2 separate regions of the Mus musculus genome follow, and region 2 is linked to region 1. Evidence: chromatin loops called from intact Hi-C (ENCODE). Cell type or tissue: left cerebral cortex. All regions are shown on one strand. Each heading gives the region's core, and the rest is flanking DNA. Links, peaks and the distances in the headings are about the cores only.

Region 1 (8,081 bases), core at 1,497-6,496:
TTTGCATAATAAAATTAGAAAATACAAGGAAAACACCTTTAATGATAAACATTATTAAATATTTAGGTATATAATCAGTAAGTTAGCAGATTTTATATTTAAAATGCCTTAGGGATGAGAGTATAACTAGTGATAACTCACTTGTCTAGAATTGTCACACACACTGCTTAGATTCTTAGATGCTGACACATACAAACTTGAGGTGCAGAATGATTCAATGTCTGGCTGTTCACGCCTCCTGGACCACACACTGTGAGTTCCATTTCCTTATGTTGGTGGAAGAAGTGATGGTTCATCTTCTGACATCTTTGCCTTCAGAGCCTAATCATCTCCAAAAGTTCCTTTTCCTACCAGTATATCTTTAGGAGTAGGGTTATGAAAGGACATAAACATTTCAATATAACATAGAATATCTAAAACATAAATGAGCAGCAGAGTACAGGCTTGAAGAAAGTATGAAATAAATTTTCATGTGTCTGGTAAATGTCATGAGCTGCTTAACCAAAACTACTAAATAGTAACTTACATTAGAGAGATGTGGGTGAAAGTGATACAGGTAAATATTTTATTTTATATCATTTGGTATAATTTAAAAAAAACCCTTTCCACTGGTTTGTTTTTAATTTAAAAATGGTTAGCACATATTCATTTATACAGAATAAGGAGTACATTTTTATTTATGCATATAATTAACATTAAAACAGAAGTACTTGTCTTACTCTTTTTTCTGTTGCTATAACAGAATAATTAAGAGTGGGCTATATATAAAGAAAAGAAGCTTATCTGACTTATGGTTCTGGAGGCTGGAAAGTTCAAGATCAGAGAGATGAATCTGGAGAGAGCCTCCTGGTGCATAAACTTACAGTGGAAAGAAAAATGAAGATGAGGATGTCAGAATGAGAGATGCTCCATGGGCTTATATTTGAACCTTTAGTCTTTAGTTTGGGATGATTTGGGGGGAAAGTATTCTAGAGTCTTTAGTATATAGAGTCTTGTGAAAAGTGTATCCCTGAAGGAAGGCTGAAGACAGGGAGGTTATAGCTTCACCCAGTTTCCTGTTCTGTCTCTTTGCTTCTTGTGTGTGGATAAAGCATGACCTTTCTGCCATCTGGTCATGATTGTCATTGCTTTCAGCCATTATGGACTCTTGGTCTATAGCCATACATAAACCCAACCCTCCCTTAATTTGATTTTGTTCATGCTAATGTATCACAGGAAGAGAAACGTTATGAATACAGAAGATATGGAAGAGAAAAGTAGGCAAAATTTCCAGAAGGGATAATCCTTTTTTTCCTGCAAATAACTAACCATAATGGCTCTGCTGTATGACCCAACCAGTATCACTTACTGGGAATCACATTCCAACATGTTGATCAGATTTCTTTCCCCTTGTGTGTGTGTGTGTGTTTTTAAGTTTTTGTTGTTTTTCTTTTGTTGTTGTTGTGGTGGTGGTGGTGGTAGTGGTTTTGTTTCAAGACAAGATTTCTTTTTTTGTAGCCCTACCTATCCTATCCTAGCCTATCCTACCTACCTATCCTCAAACTGAATCTGTAGACCCTACTAGCCTGGAACTCACAGAGATCTGCTTGCTTCTGCCCCTTGAATGCTGAAATCAAAGGCATATGCTACCAACCTAGCTGCTTAGCTGCTGGTCAGATTTTAATCTGCATTTTAAAGTGAAAAAACTAGCCATTGAAGTATTTGTTATGATAAAAACTAATTAAAGAAAAGTAAGAAATATTCATCTGTGTTACTCTTGAAATCAATGAAAATGATGTGGTAGTAGGTGGAGGGAAATTAGGGCATGTCAAAGGAAAATTAATAAATTAATAACAGAAATATACTTGTGATGGTTTGTATATCCTTGGACCAGGAAGTGGCACCATCTGAAGGTGTAGCCTTGTTGGAATAGGTGTGACCTGGTTGGAGTGGGTGTGTCACTGTGGGTGTGGGTATAAGATCCTCACCCTAGTTGCCTGGAAGTCAGTCTTCCACTAGCAGCCTTTGGATGAAGACATAGAACTCTCAGCTCCTCCTGCACCATGCCTGCCTGGATACTGCCATGCTCCCACCTTGATGATAATGGACTGAACCTCTGAACCTGAAAGCCAGCCCCAATTAAATGTTGTTTTTTTATAAGACTCGCTTTGGTCATGGTGTCTCTTCACAGCAGCAAAACCCTAACTAAGACAATACTCATAGTTGAATAAGTTTTTTCTTGGAGTTTGAGACAGGGCAAAAAAGTAAGAAATCGTATCATATGTGGAATAAGTATAGATATACTAAGCTAAAAAGGGATAGTATTTAAAGAAAGACAGTACTCAAATAGGTTTTTTATGACAGTTGATGTTTGTATAATATCTATGTTGTAAATTTTTAACTCTAAGAAGGCATTTATTAAAAATAATGGCATCAGTTCTAAATATTTGAGTGTAATTTTCTATTTATTTATAAGAACCACATGAAAGTGACAGTTATCCAATGCAGACTATTGCCATTGCTCATGGTTACCTGGCAAAACTTGATGGTATGACAGAACTTGGAGAAATCAAGCGAGAACTGACCTAAAAGCTTCCTCTATGGTAGCTAGTTTTCATGGTGGAAGAATATGGTATGTAGCGTCTGGAGGAAAAAAGTCAACAATAATGTTATCTATCTGTGAATGATGGGAGCTATAATAATTCCTGGCACATGCATACAATAGGGGCATGGATGTTATAGAGATGAACTGTTTTTCTAATTATATTTAAGCCCACATAAATGTATGTTGCCTTATGAACAGTTTGAAATACTACATATTGGACACCATCCCATGTAGACATGTAAACAAAATTTCCTATTTTTTCTTCCTTGGTTATATGTGACTACATTTTATTTACTCTTGCTGATTGGCAGCTTAATGTTTTTAATTTTTGGCTATTTTAAAATACAAGGAGGAATCTCACCCCAGGTAATGAAAATATGGCCAAGATACCTGTTTCTAGGGAGCTCTTAGATTTTAAGGATAAATGTACTATTACTAATTTGCTAAGCTTACTTAATATGTATCTGCTTTCTAAATGTTTGTCTTCATACTCATAGATTAGTACATCATTCAACCCTCGTCATAAAGCATGGTTTTATGGTGGCTTTTTGTGGTGGCTGGCTATATTTCTGAGAACAAATATCTATGGACTACTCAGCCATGAGTGAAACATAAATATTACACTGCTTTTCTGCATGGCTCAGGGAACGTCATAAAAGAGGGAGCAGAAAATTGGTAATAGTCGGAGTGAAAGGACTGGCACAAAACAGTGTCTTGTGCATGTTGCAGGGTGATCACACTAATGAACTCAGAACAGCTGTAGTTATACCTGCAAAAGAGTTGTACACAGTCAGGCCAGTTAACATTCCATAATGGAAGGGGAGAGTTAAACAAGCCATCAAAACAAGCTGAGGGACTACTGAGACAGGATGGCTACTAGAGGAGGGAGAGTCAGTTTTCTTTAGAGATGGTCTCAGGCAAATTTATCATGATCCAGAGAGCATCTAAACACTTATAGGCATGTGAACATCATTAATTGGACTTAGTGGGTTATAAAGAATAATCAAAGAAGGAAGTTGTGAAATTGGGAGGGGTACACAAGGATTGGGATGAGTTGGGGGATGGAAATGGGTTATCAATATGACGAATAATCACTGTAGGCATGTATGAAACTTCCAATGAGTAAATATAGCAGTTTACTGTAGACCAACCCCACTTGGTGGCAAAATAATACTGTATTTCTGCAAGGAAAAGGAAAAGGAAAAGGAGTGCTGAGTAGCTTCCTTTCCTAGTGGCTGAAAGTACATTCTACACCCAACTGACTTCTCTAGGTTCTGATTGCACAGATACAGAATTTTTCTGTCCATCTAATCCTAGCAAATATGAAAAGAAGTTGTATCTAAAAGGGACAGAGGTTAGGAAAAGCTTATTTTTCATGAACTATACTTATTTTTAGAGATTTATTTTGTTTTCATTCCAACATTATACATTGTATTCTAGTGGTGCATCTGTAACTCTTGGGTAGGTTTATCTTGCTTATACATCTGCTTCTTCCCACTGGCTTCGCAGCCAACCCAAGCTATGGCCACCCACATCCACACTTGTCTTCATTCTCACCCTTTTGAATGTGTAATGCCTTTCAATTTTGAGCATATGGAAACCATTCTGCTAGCTCATCTTCCCCTACCATGATGTGGTATTGTATATAATTCCTTTCATCAAGGGCTCTCCTCCTCCTTTCTCTGAATCCACTTTCAGAGGACTCAATGAATGGCATAGGTAGTTGGGTAGCATATGGTATCTGGTTTTCATATAATCAGTAACAACCCTAGAATCTAGTTCACTGCCTGTATAATGAGCACAGTCAGAAAATATTATTTAGAGAAGTGAAGCAAAAAATTCCAGAAAAGCAGATTTTCGATAAAGACATCTTTGTTAACAGAACAAACCAACACAAAAACAGACTTTTTCAAAGATACCGTTTTGTGTGATAAACTTGAGTTTATTACTAGTTTTTTTTAAATAGATAGGCAATTAGTCTAAATATACTTATATTTTTTCAAACCTTAAGTCTAAAATTACTGGATCTGTTTATGACTGAAGTTTAGTCATATGTCTTCATTGCTTATGAAGTTGACTTGTTTATATTGGAAAATGATTTACTGTTTATGTTAGGTATTAGACCTGTATCAAAATAACCTTGCCTTTATAAAAGTAAACTGTTTAAATCATCAACTAACTTTTACTTGTTTGGGTTCTTTGAAGGAACTGAGACAAAGAGATATAGGATTAGAGACCTCTTGCACAAGGCCCTCAAGATTACAAAAAGGAAAGAGTTTAATGCCTTCATCAAGGCTGTAGTGAGGAGAAAGAGAAATGACACCATCAAAGCAGGAACTCTAGGAAGAAAGGTTGCTCTAAAAGACATGGTTTTGCTTTCAGAGATTATTCTGAGAAAAAGGAAAGGTGTTAAAAAAGGTAAAATATTAAAGACTGATCTTGTGGCTCTTAACAAAATTGTAAGACGAACCATGGCTCCTGGCATATATACAGCAGAGCACTGCTTTGTCTGGCCACTGAGGGAGACAAAGTGTCAAATCCTGTAGAGACTTAATGCCCAAGGGAAGGGGGAGGTGTATTAGGGGGCTGGGTGAAGGGGTGGGAGGGTAATGTGGGGATGGGTGATTGGGTCTTTAAGGGGGAACACCTTTTCAGAGGCAAAGGGGAAGGAGCATGAAATGAAGAACTCAGGGTGGGGGGGGTGCAGGTCTGGGAAGAGGACAACATTTGGAATGTAAATAAAGTAATATTTTTGGAAAAGAAAAGAAAACTAACTTTATTGGCTGGTTTTGTGTGTCAGCTTGACACAATCTAGAGTCACCACAGAGAAAGGAGCCTCAGTTGAGGAAATGCTTCCATGAGATCCAGCTATAGGGTATTTTCTCAATTAGTGATTAATGGGGGAGGCCCAGTCCATCATGGGTGGTGCAATCCCTGGACTTGTAGTCCTGGGTTCTACCATAAGGAAAGCTGGGGAAAACCAACGGAAGCAAGCCAGTAAGCAGCATCCCTTCATGGCATCTGCCTCAGCTCCTGCCTCCAGGTTCCATCTCTGCTTGAGTTCCTGCCCTGACTTTCTCCAGTGATGGACTATGATCTGGACGTTTAAGCGAAATAAACCCTTTCTTCCCTAGCCCCTGAAAATATTAACCTGGTATAACTTGAGACAGAAGAATCAACACAATCTGTTGTGTGTCTAGGAAGAAATAAAACAAAACAATGACTTGCTGAAACCAGATTTCTGTCATAGTTACTTTTCTACTGCCACGATAAACACCTTGACCAAGCCAATTTATTAAATTAAGGGTTTAATTTGGGGCATATGTTTCTGAGGGTTAGTGAGCATGACTCTCTCATCTTGGTGAGGTGGGGGACACATGGCAGCAGACAGGCATGGTTCTGCTGAAAACTTACATCTGCTGCACAAGCAAGAAGCTGAGGGAGAGAAAGCTAACTGGTATGGACATAAGCTTTTGTACACATCTAATGCAAAAACAAAGTGCTCAGGGCAGAGCACATCCTTTGAAACGGGTAGCAGCTATAATTAATTCCATTTTGCCTCTATGGCAATTACATCTAGAAAAATTATTCTATCTATCTATCTATCTATCTATCTATCTATCTATCTATCTATCTATCTACCTATCTATCTACCTACCTATCTATCTATCTACCTATCTATCTATCTACCTATCTATCTATGTACCTATGACTTGGATCTAAAGTAATTAATTCAATTTATTTTATGAAAAAAGGCAAAGGTATTCATAGATGAAGGGATGGAAATAATTTGAGAAATATCATTCACTGAAGTGTTTGCTAGACAATATTGTTAGACAGATACATATCTCAGAAACCTGCCCATTCTGCTCTGTACTAGGAGTTAACTTAAATGGAAGTAGTCAAGATATTCTAGTGCCTTCCTATCTCCAGTAGACTCCAAGCACTGGAAAACTATAGGAAATACCTGAGGAAGCAGAAGAAATACCAAGTCATTTAGTTCCTTAGTTCTTTCTATGGAAAGTGGCTAAAGATATTGAAAATGACAATATTCAATTGGGAATTATCTCTTGTAATGTTTTCCTAGTTTGACTATACTTGGTAGAGGGGCTCCTTATGTGTGTTATGTGACCAATGAGATGAAACAAAGGAGAGTATCTTGGCTGGCTTTTGCTAGTGGCTGTGGCACTTTCTGCACTTTGTTCTGGAATCACAAAAGAGACGACACCAGTGCTGAGAAGCAGACAGGGGTGACAATCTTTATAGTGCCATTATCTTAAGATAATGCTAAGCTGATAACATATTTAGTCATACATAGCCTAGGCTTTCATTTCCCATGGAAATATGAGTTTCAAATACCACAATCTATCACAGATTCTCAAGGGGACTGCACATTTTATAATGTATTAAATTCATGTAAACTGCCACTATGAGGACAGGAAATCTAATTTAGGGAAAATATTCCAGCATAATAAGGAGGTTAAACTGAGGTGGGCACATTAGGGACACACCAGCTTTCTGGCTGACTATTTTCTTAATCAAAGAACATGTCAGTGGGAAGGCCACCAAAAATGATATGAGATTCAGAGCTGTCAGTTATTAGATGCACACCACAAGTAAATGAATATTTGGTGATGGGCTTCTGGTACTTGGAGCCTGACAGCTTAAGCAATGCCACTTTGGCACTACAATTGAGCAGAGATCAGATCCTCTGTCACAGTCAACTGAATATCACTATTGTATGGTCACTAGGTGGGTTAGAATCTGTGTTAACTCTTTCAGACACCAAGAGAGTTTTCTAGAAAATATTTTTCCCATAGAAATGGACCACTCATTAAATAGAAAGCAGCAAGAGTCATTGGTTTAAACACAGATTTAAGTATGTCTAACTTCTCCCTCATGTCCATCTATTTCCATGTTTCTCTTACTCTAATTTTCCTCACTTCTTTTTGACCAGGAAATAAAGCATGTAAGAATCAAAATCTCTATTTCAAGCTCCTTTCTTGGAGTGCTTCTCTCAGAATGCATGTGCAGGCTTCATTTTTTTATTTGTGTATAATTCAAAGTCTATTAACTTCTAAAGGTTATCAGATCTCACAGACAATTCTTTATATAATCATTTGCAGGTCAAATGCAAATTTGGTTGTTTAGCTTTGCAATCACTCAGAACATCTAAAAAATGAAAAATTACCATTTTTATTTTTATATAAATGAGCGACATCTCTTAGCCTAGCTTTTGGAAGCCCTATAGCACACACTATCAGATTGTGCCACAATGAGGCAAGAACACTCCTGCTATGGTCCACTTCACTGAATCCTATCAGTCATCGGTCATGAAAGAACAATTTCTCACAAGGGCCTGTTTAGAAGATGAGCCTATTCTGACTCAGAACTTGAGCTTAGTGACATTACCATCAAGGCCACTAATGATAAGATTTAATAGACACTTGAAAACATTTGCTTAGATAAAAGACTCTGTAATTATTTTTAAACAGTT
Region 2 (8,081 bases), core at 1,168-6,167, 290 kb after region 1:
AATTCCAACTCAATTCTTCAACAAATTAGAAAGAGCAATCTGCAAATTCATCTGGAATAACAAAAAACCTAGGATAGCAAAAACTCTTCTCAAGGATAAAAGAACCTCTGGTGGAATCACCATGCTTGATCTAAAGCTTTACTACAGAACAATTGTGATAAAAACTGCATGGTACTGGTATAGCGACAGACAAGTAGACCAATGGAATAGAATTGAAGACCCAGAATGAACCCACACCTATGGTCACTTGATCTTTGACAAGGGAGCTGAAACCATTCAGTGGAAAAAAGACCGAATTTTCAACAAATGGTGCTGGCACAACTGGTGGTTATCACGTAGAAGAATGCGAATTGATCCATTTCTATCTCCTTGTACTAAGGTCAAATCTAGGTGGATCAAGGAACTTCACATAAAACCAGAGACACTGAAACTTATAGAGGAGAAAGTGGGGAAAAGCCTTGAAGATATGGGCACAGGGAAAATATTCCTGAACAGAACAGCAATGGCTTGTGATGTAAGATCTAGAATTGACAAATGGGACCTAATGAAACTCCAAAGTTTCTGCAAGGCAAAAGACACCGTCAATAAGACAAAAAGACCACCAACAGATTGGGAAAGGATCTTTACCTATCCTAAATCAGATAGGGGACTAATATCCAACATATATAAAGAACTCAAGAAGGTGGACTTCAGAAAATCAAATAACCCCATTTTAAAATGGGGCTCAGAACTGAACAAAGAATTCTCACCTGAGAAATACTGAATGGCAGAGAAGCACCTGAAAAAATGTTCAACATCCTTAATCATCAGGGAAATGCAAATCAAAACAACCCTGAGATTCCACCTCACACCAGTCAGAATGGCTAAGATAAAAAATTCTGGTGACAGCAGATGCTGGCGTGGATGTGGAGAAAGAGGAACACTCCTCCATTGTTGGTGGGATTGCAGGCTTGTACAACCACTCTGGAAATCAGTCTGGCAGTTCCTCAGAAAATTGGACATAGTACTACCGAAGGATCCAGCAATACCTCTCCTGGGCATACATCCAGAAGATGCCCCAACTGGTAAGAAGGACACATGCTCCACTATGTTCATAGCAACCTTATTTATAATAGCCAGAAGCTGGAAAGAACCCAGATGCCCCTCAACAGAGGAATGGATACAGAAAATGTGGTACATCTACACAATGGAGTACTACTCAGCTATTAAAAAGAATGAATTTATGAAATTCCTAGCCAAATGGATGGACCTGGAGGGCATCATCCTGAGTGAGGTAACACATTCACAAAGGAACTCACACAATATGTACTCACTGATAAGTGGATATTTGCCCAAAACATAGGATATCCAAGATATAAGATACAATTTCCTAAACACATGAAACTCAAGAAAAATGAAGACTGAAGTGTGGACACTATACCCCTCCTTAGAAGTGGGAACAAAACACCCTTGAAAGGAGGTACAGAGACAAAGTTTGGAGCTGAGATAAAAAGATGGACCATGTAGAGACTGCCACACATGGGTTTATAGAGCAGAGGCCTGGCTATCTTTGAGTCTGTCCAGCAGCTTTTACAGTCTCAGCCTATTCTCGTGCTAGAAAATATCCTTAGAGTGGAAGCCAGTGCATGTGGTTTCTCTTACCTCTCCCTTAGGTTGTCTCCCTTGGGGCACAGTTAAAGGAAGAGTCCTGGATGTTTTGAAAGGCTTTAGGTTTCTAGGGACTAACAGAGCAACCCTGTGGTTGTAAACTACACTGGTATTAGCCAGCTGAGAAAAGGTCCCTGGGAAATCAATGCATCTTGAGACCACATGATTCCTTTTCTTTCTCCCTGACGATACCTATGGAGGCTTCTCACACACACACACACACACACACACACACACACACACACACTACATGTTAGAATTGATCCTGATGACTAGACAAAGTGCTCTCTTACCCACACCTTTTGCTTATTGCTGTTCTGTCCTTTCTAACTCTGCAAATTCTACCTGTTGATGGAAGCTCAATGACACATTTTCAAATGTCACAATTTTAACATTCAGAGAATGTTTTTCCTTATCTCAATAGATATGTTGGATAAGAGTTGTTGATTCACACTCATCATCTTATTATGTTTTTATCAATTGGGGGCTGGGAAATGGCTCAGTGAATAAAATGCTTGCCCTACAAAAATTAGAACCACATAGCATAACCTCTAGTCACAGCACTATGGAGTTAGAAACAAGACAATCCCAGGTACTTGCTAGATGCCAGGCTAGGCAAAATGATAAGACCCCATTTGCTACCTACTGGGTGAACTGGGGCCTGATATGTATCACCTGTAAATCTCTTTTTCATCATTTATAAAATGGTAGATTTTGTCACAGGAGTATAGTAAGAAATGTGTGTGTGTGTGTGTGTGTGTGTGTGTGTGTGTGTGTGTTTGAATTTGAATTTGAATTTGGCAAGTGTTAATGGTGTTAAAGGTGGCATGGTTTCAAGACTACTGCCCTGGCTTTATAACTTTTAAATCTAACTGTTTTTCAAAAGCATAGAATGAAAGGTTCAACAGGCTTTGTCTTCATCTTTGCTCAGCTCTATCTGTCCCTGGAATGCCTGCAGCTTTAGACTCTCACCATGGAAAACATCTCCACCATTCCTGCATTACAACAGACCTTTTCATGGGAGATTATATAATCATTTCTCACCATGAGATTCCTTCTGTGGAGGTGCCCACTCCCTTACTTCTTCACCCACATGCCAAATGCTTGCTGCTTTAATATCTCCTCCTCTGTGTGGCCTGTCTCCAGTCTCCAAAGGGAAGCCTAGCTCTTCTTTGCACTCCCACATGCCTTTTCTAAACTTATACCCCTCACATAGCACTGGAAGGGTCTGCTTGTACCTTATCTGTTTACATCTCTGAATCTTTCTTTTCTTGGAGCATATGAATTTAGAAAGTTCAGGGACAAGTCTGTCATTCTTAAAGATTTTAACAAATGCCCAATATGCTAAAAACAAACCAAACAAACTTGTAAGGTCAGTGTTTCCTTGGCTAATAAAATACATAAGCTCTTAGGAGTCTCAAGGGCATATCCGTCTGAGGTTTTGTTCTGTGTGTGGGTAGGACTGAATGGGAGTCAGGAGGAAGAGTTTCATTCAGCCCCAACATAATATAGTCCTCACTTGATTCACTTTTATAAATGGCAACCATCAGATTCCAAGTTGTGGCTGAGTGACATCTGGCTCTTTTGCAGGCAGTCCCAGCAATAGCATTAATGACTTTGAAGATGGCTTTTGATGTGTAATGTAGTTAAGTTTGTTGTCTCAGTTGTGATATCCTCCTCAGCATCTTCTTACATCTTCCCCTAACGGACTTCTGGCTCAGCTTCTGTGAAATCTGGACACATTTATCCAAATTTGTCCAATGCCCTTCATGGCCGTGACATATCAGTCCTTTAATATATTTTCATCAGCTCCTGGACATTTTTCACACACAGTTGAAGGAACTTCACAGCTATTTTATGTTCTCATAGGCAACTCAAAGGTGAAGGTTTTTGTTGTCTGAGAAAAAAGTTCTTTAGTGCTGAACCAAATTACATTTTCTAAGATGACCACATTTGGGGCTCCTTTTGAAATAGTGCTATATAAAGAAAAAATGCCCCAGTGACTACATATGCTTTGAATTTGAAACCAATATGTAGCGCTTCATTAGCTCCCAGGATGAGCTGTGGAAAGGCAGGCTTGCAACTGCAACAGTCTTTCAGTGACTGAGAAAAATATACACATTTTAATTTTTCCAAGGTATTAAAAACAAAAGCCTCTATCTGAAATTTTATCCTGTTTTAGAAAATCATGAAAGTAATTTAAAATGATTCTGCTTTCTTTTCTTCTCTTTCAACAATGAAGAAATACAAGGCCAAATACAGGCAAAAATGTATAATCTGAGAAATAATAATAATTCACAATGCCTTTTCTTTTCTGTTAATCAGTTACTGTGCGTTCAGAAAACATCAGAATTAATCAAGTACAGTGTATATGTATATATATATGTATAAAATTTAACAATAACATTAGTACTCAAATGGTAAGTCATCTCAGTAAGAAATTATATCAGGTAATCCTCACAATGCAAATAAGTTCCTGGAATCGATAGGATAAAATAAATGATAACTTTATTTTAAAGGCTTTATTACTTCTTAGCATACAAAATAACTACAATGCTCACAATTGAAGAAAAAAATCACGTATCTAGTGTTATGACTTATTGGAGAAATGTTTATGTGTGGAGTCAATGCATTTATCATGTTTAATTGGAAATTAATGAAACAATATTTATATTGCATGTGCTTTTACTTTTTTCATCAGCCATGCCATCTTTAGATGTATTATACCTGTTTAAAATGCTGATGAAAATCATAGATAAAGTGTTATGAAATGTCAAGTGTAAAATCAAAAGGGAGGATGGCTGTCTAAGTATCCACCACTAGCACCTCTTTAGTGAGACCAAGACATGCTCTAGCTCTTCAAAATCTGGCAGTAATTTGTTTAAGGAAGGCTATCCATGGTGCAAAGGTGAATTTCATACACTGTAACTTTCATTTGTTTTTCAGAAGATAACCAAAACAAGAGAGGTCAGAACATAATTGTTCTGGGAATGGTAAATGTTTTCTATTTATTAACTACTTTGATGAGGGAAATTGGGATCTTCCTAAAAGTCATCAAGCCTTTGGCCAAACTCCTCTGTGCCTTGGTTAACAGCACTCCCTTCAATTTCCATAAATATACCAAGGCGTTGTGAAAGGTGCAAACAGCTGCTTTGTCTCCGCATTGTGTGCATAAATGTTCATTGTGAGATGTAAATTGATCAAACTGTGGAAACAAATCATTTAAGGTTTGTGCAGTGATTAATAACAGAAGCCAGTAATCAGAGCTCCCTGCCACCAGCACATCTGGTACAGAGAATTTCTAGTTTGCCCTATTATGCAAATGTGCAATAAAACAAATACATTACTTAATTTAGCAGCTGCTTCAGACACGTTATTTTAGGTGATTTCTTTATGTTTTGTGTACTTTTGCTGTAGATGATGGTTAATGTGAACTAATTCAGTTGTTTATGGAGTGAGGGTTGCCACATCTAAACAAAAAATAAATAAATAAATAAATAACAGCCCTCAGGAAAGTCAGCTTTTGAGAAGACAATGTGGCTATGGTCTCCAAGAGCCAGACACAACAGCAAATTCAATGTCTCAGAAGTGTAAAATCAAAGTTCACTTGATTTCTATGGTACTGAAAATGAAAGAAAATCCACGGCCATTGTTAAAACCTCTTGGATTTAGATTTTGTGTTTGTTGTATATATAGTTTCATACTGAGCAAATATGTGGATCACAAAGGGAAATTTTAGAAAAGAACGTACCACTAAGGGTGAAGGGGTTCAACCAATTTGTCCCAGGCCATAGAACATAGATGGGAATGAAGATCTGATTTCAAAATTCCTTTTCACAATTCTATTATCTTGTCTCTACTCGAAAGTTAAATTTCCACAGCAGAGTAAATAAACAGTAAAGAGTGAATTTCGCAGCACGAGAATTAGAAAAACAACATGTCTAAATACAACCATCCTCCATACAATAATGTTTAAATCAATAACGGACGATATTTAAGGAAGAGGTGCTACAAGACTGTATCTCCCAATAACTGTGGTTGCCTTGGCTTGTGTAACGGCACTCTGCTGGTCACACGAAAACTGAATTATCCCAGAGACAATGGCTATAATTATTCAACTGTACATTCTGCCAAGTACAAAAGACCAGAGTAAGCTGAGAACTCAGACATTAATATTTAGAAAGAAGTAGCAGGGATTTGGAATTCTTAAACGAGGGCAGGCATTTTGGAAATGTGAATCAGTCAACAGAGAGATTGTTTTGATCGTGATTTTACAGAGAAACAGAAAAGTCACATGTATAAATATATTTTCTACAAGGAATATGTTTCTATAACTAAAGCATATGGAAACCCCAGAATCTGTATTATGAGCATCATTCAGGAGACCCAGGAAAGCTTCTACAATAGGTGAAGCCTACAGCCTATATATAAGGAAAACTGGTTCTATCTAGGCATAAAGATGTATGGAAAAGTCCCACTGAGAGTATGAATAGCAGTCTGTTTTACTCTAAATCCAATGACTTAGATGTCAATCTCATTCCAAAATATCCTCCAGACCAACATATAAAATTCAACTTTCACATAAGCCAAATGTGTATTTAATAGGGCAAAAAAATAAATAAATAAACTGTGTCAAAAAAGAATGAAATAATTTTGAAATAACTACATACATAGCATTTCTAACATGGTAACTATCATAGTCAAAGCTAGGACTCTGGAATTTCATTTTTATCTTTCAGTATAGATATCCAGACATGTGCATCGTTATACCACCTCAGTATTTCAGTAATTTGAATTCTTAAAGAGTGGTCTTTGGATCACACTGAAAGTTTCAAGGTATCAACGTGTGTGTGTGTGTGTGTGTGTGTGTGTGTGTGTGTGTGTGTGTGTTTTATTCAGTCTGGAGAAGTCATAATAGAAGTGGATTGAATTCACTCAGCTAGTATCAGGTTTGTCAACAGTAGTCTTACATAAGTGTGGACGATTAAAGTCAGAAGGCTCTTTGCCCTGTTCAACACTCTATTGGTGTAATTTCTTGGCAAGCTGCATAGCTCACTAAGCCACAATTTCCATATCTATAAACTAACGATAATTGAGACTATTTTCCTAGGGCTATCATGAGGATTAAAGGAATTAAAGCATTTGCAACTCTGCACAATGGTTGACATGTGATAACTCAATAAGCATTGTACTTACAATAGCTACAGGAGAAGAAAAGAAGTTGAAGCCAGAGGCATAGTAGTGCTATAAACCAACTCACCCCTACTTCCCATCTTCTACAGTAAGGATTCTTGGTGAGTGAACAACTGAGCTAACACTAGATCATTGAAGGACTATCACAGTTGTCACAATCACTTTGGGAGAGACCTATTTTATAGCACAGAAAAATATTTTTACAGATTAATAATAACAAATATATAGATAAATCCCATAATAAAAATTAGAACTTGAATTGCTATAAAAATTCTTCATATAATTTGGATGTTGAAAGTTCTGTGGATAAACGAAACTATTAACCACTGACTTCAAACCTGAAGGATAATATTATACATATGCAGATTACTTCAATTTATAAAGTTTATTTTCTAATGATGTGGAAGTTTTATAAAATTAAAATATAGGGGATGTTAACATTATCTGTTGCTGAAGTGCTTTTGTGCATTTAAGGACTTTTTACAGTTTATATGCTTGAAGACTGTCATATTTCCTCACAGTTTACAAATGTTCTTGAATATTTTTGTGAAAAAAATCTTTAAAGGCTTGAAATATTCTCATGAGACATAATGGTTAAAATTGCCTTGTTTTAGGTACTAAAGAGGCAATAAGCTAATGAGGGTGGAAGCCATGCTTTTTTATTATTACATGCTTTATATTTTTGCCATCCCTCCTTCCTTACTCCCCCTCTCAGAGTTCTTTAACCTATTCTCCCTCTCCTCCCCACATCCCCCTTCCCTGGGGTATCAAGTTTCTACAGAAGATAGGTGCATCCTCTCCCACTGAGGCCAGACAAGGCAGTCCTCTTCTACATATGTGCTCCAGGGCCTTAGACCAGCCAGTGTATTCTCTTGGGGTGGTAGCTTAGTCTCTGGGACCTCCCAGAAATCCAAGTAAGTTGACACTATTGGTCTTCCTATGAGGTTGCCATATCCTACAACTCCTTCAATCTTTCCCCTAACTCTTCTGTAGGGGTCTCAGACCTCAGTCCTATGTTTGACTGTAAGTATCTGCATCAGTCTCAGTTGGCTGCTGATAGAGCCTCTCAGAGTACAGCCATGGGAAGCTGTTGTCTGCCAGCACAATAAAACATCAGTAATAGTATCAGGTTTTGGTGCCCACCCATGGGATAGATCCCAAGTTGAGCCTCTCACTGGTCAGCCACTCCTTCTGTCTCTTCGTTTCTTTTAGACAGGAACAATTTGGGGTCTAACATGTTG

The links. A loop is a pair of places that touch in the nucleus more often than their neighbours do. Peaks named below come from ENCODE experiments on the same cell type or tissue, not always from the same donor. Only the 100,000 strongest peaks of a DNase experiment are listed, where the experiment ranks them.
Region 2: it touches region 1 in a loop (4-fold over the local background); 2 of 42 quality-filtered maps call a loop at or near these places.

Annotation. Positions count from the first base shown.
Region 1 is chr12:46,329,633-46,337,713 of GRCm38, reverse strand. No RefSeq gene overlaps it. Among named protein-coding and RNA genes, the nearest start is that of Gm40416, 130 kb to the right of the region's middle. In left cerebral cortex, for the core only: a CTCF peak has its summit at 3,813; a DNase peak (open chromatin) is centred at 4,152; H3K27ac peaks cover 569 bases.
Region 2 is chr12:46,035,474-46,043,554 of GRCm38, reverse strand. All of the region lies in intron 2 of Gm33811 (a long non-coding RNA gene), which reads right to left. Among named protein-coding and RNA genes, the nearest start is that of Gm24948, 55 kb to the right of the region's middle. In left cerebral cortex, for the core only: no CTCF peak of the experiment used is centred there; DNase peaks (open chromatin) are centred at 2,744 and 3,106; H3K27ac peaks cover 1,281 bases.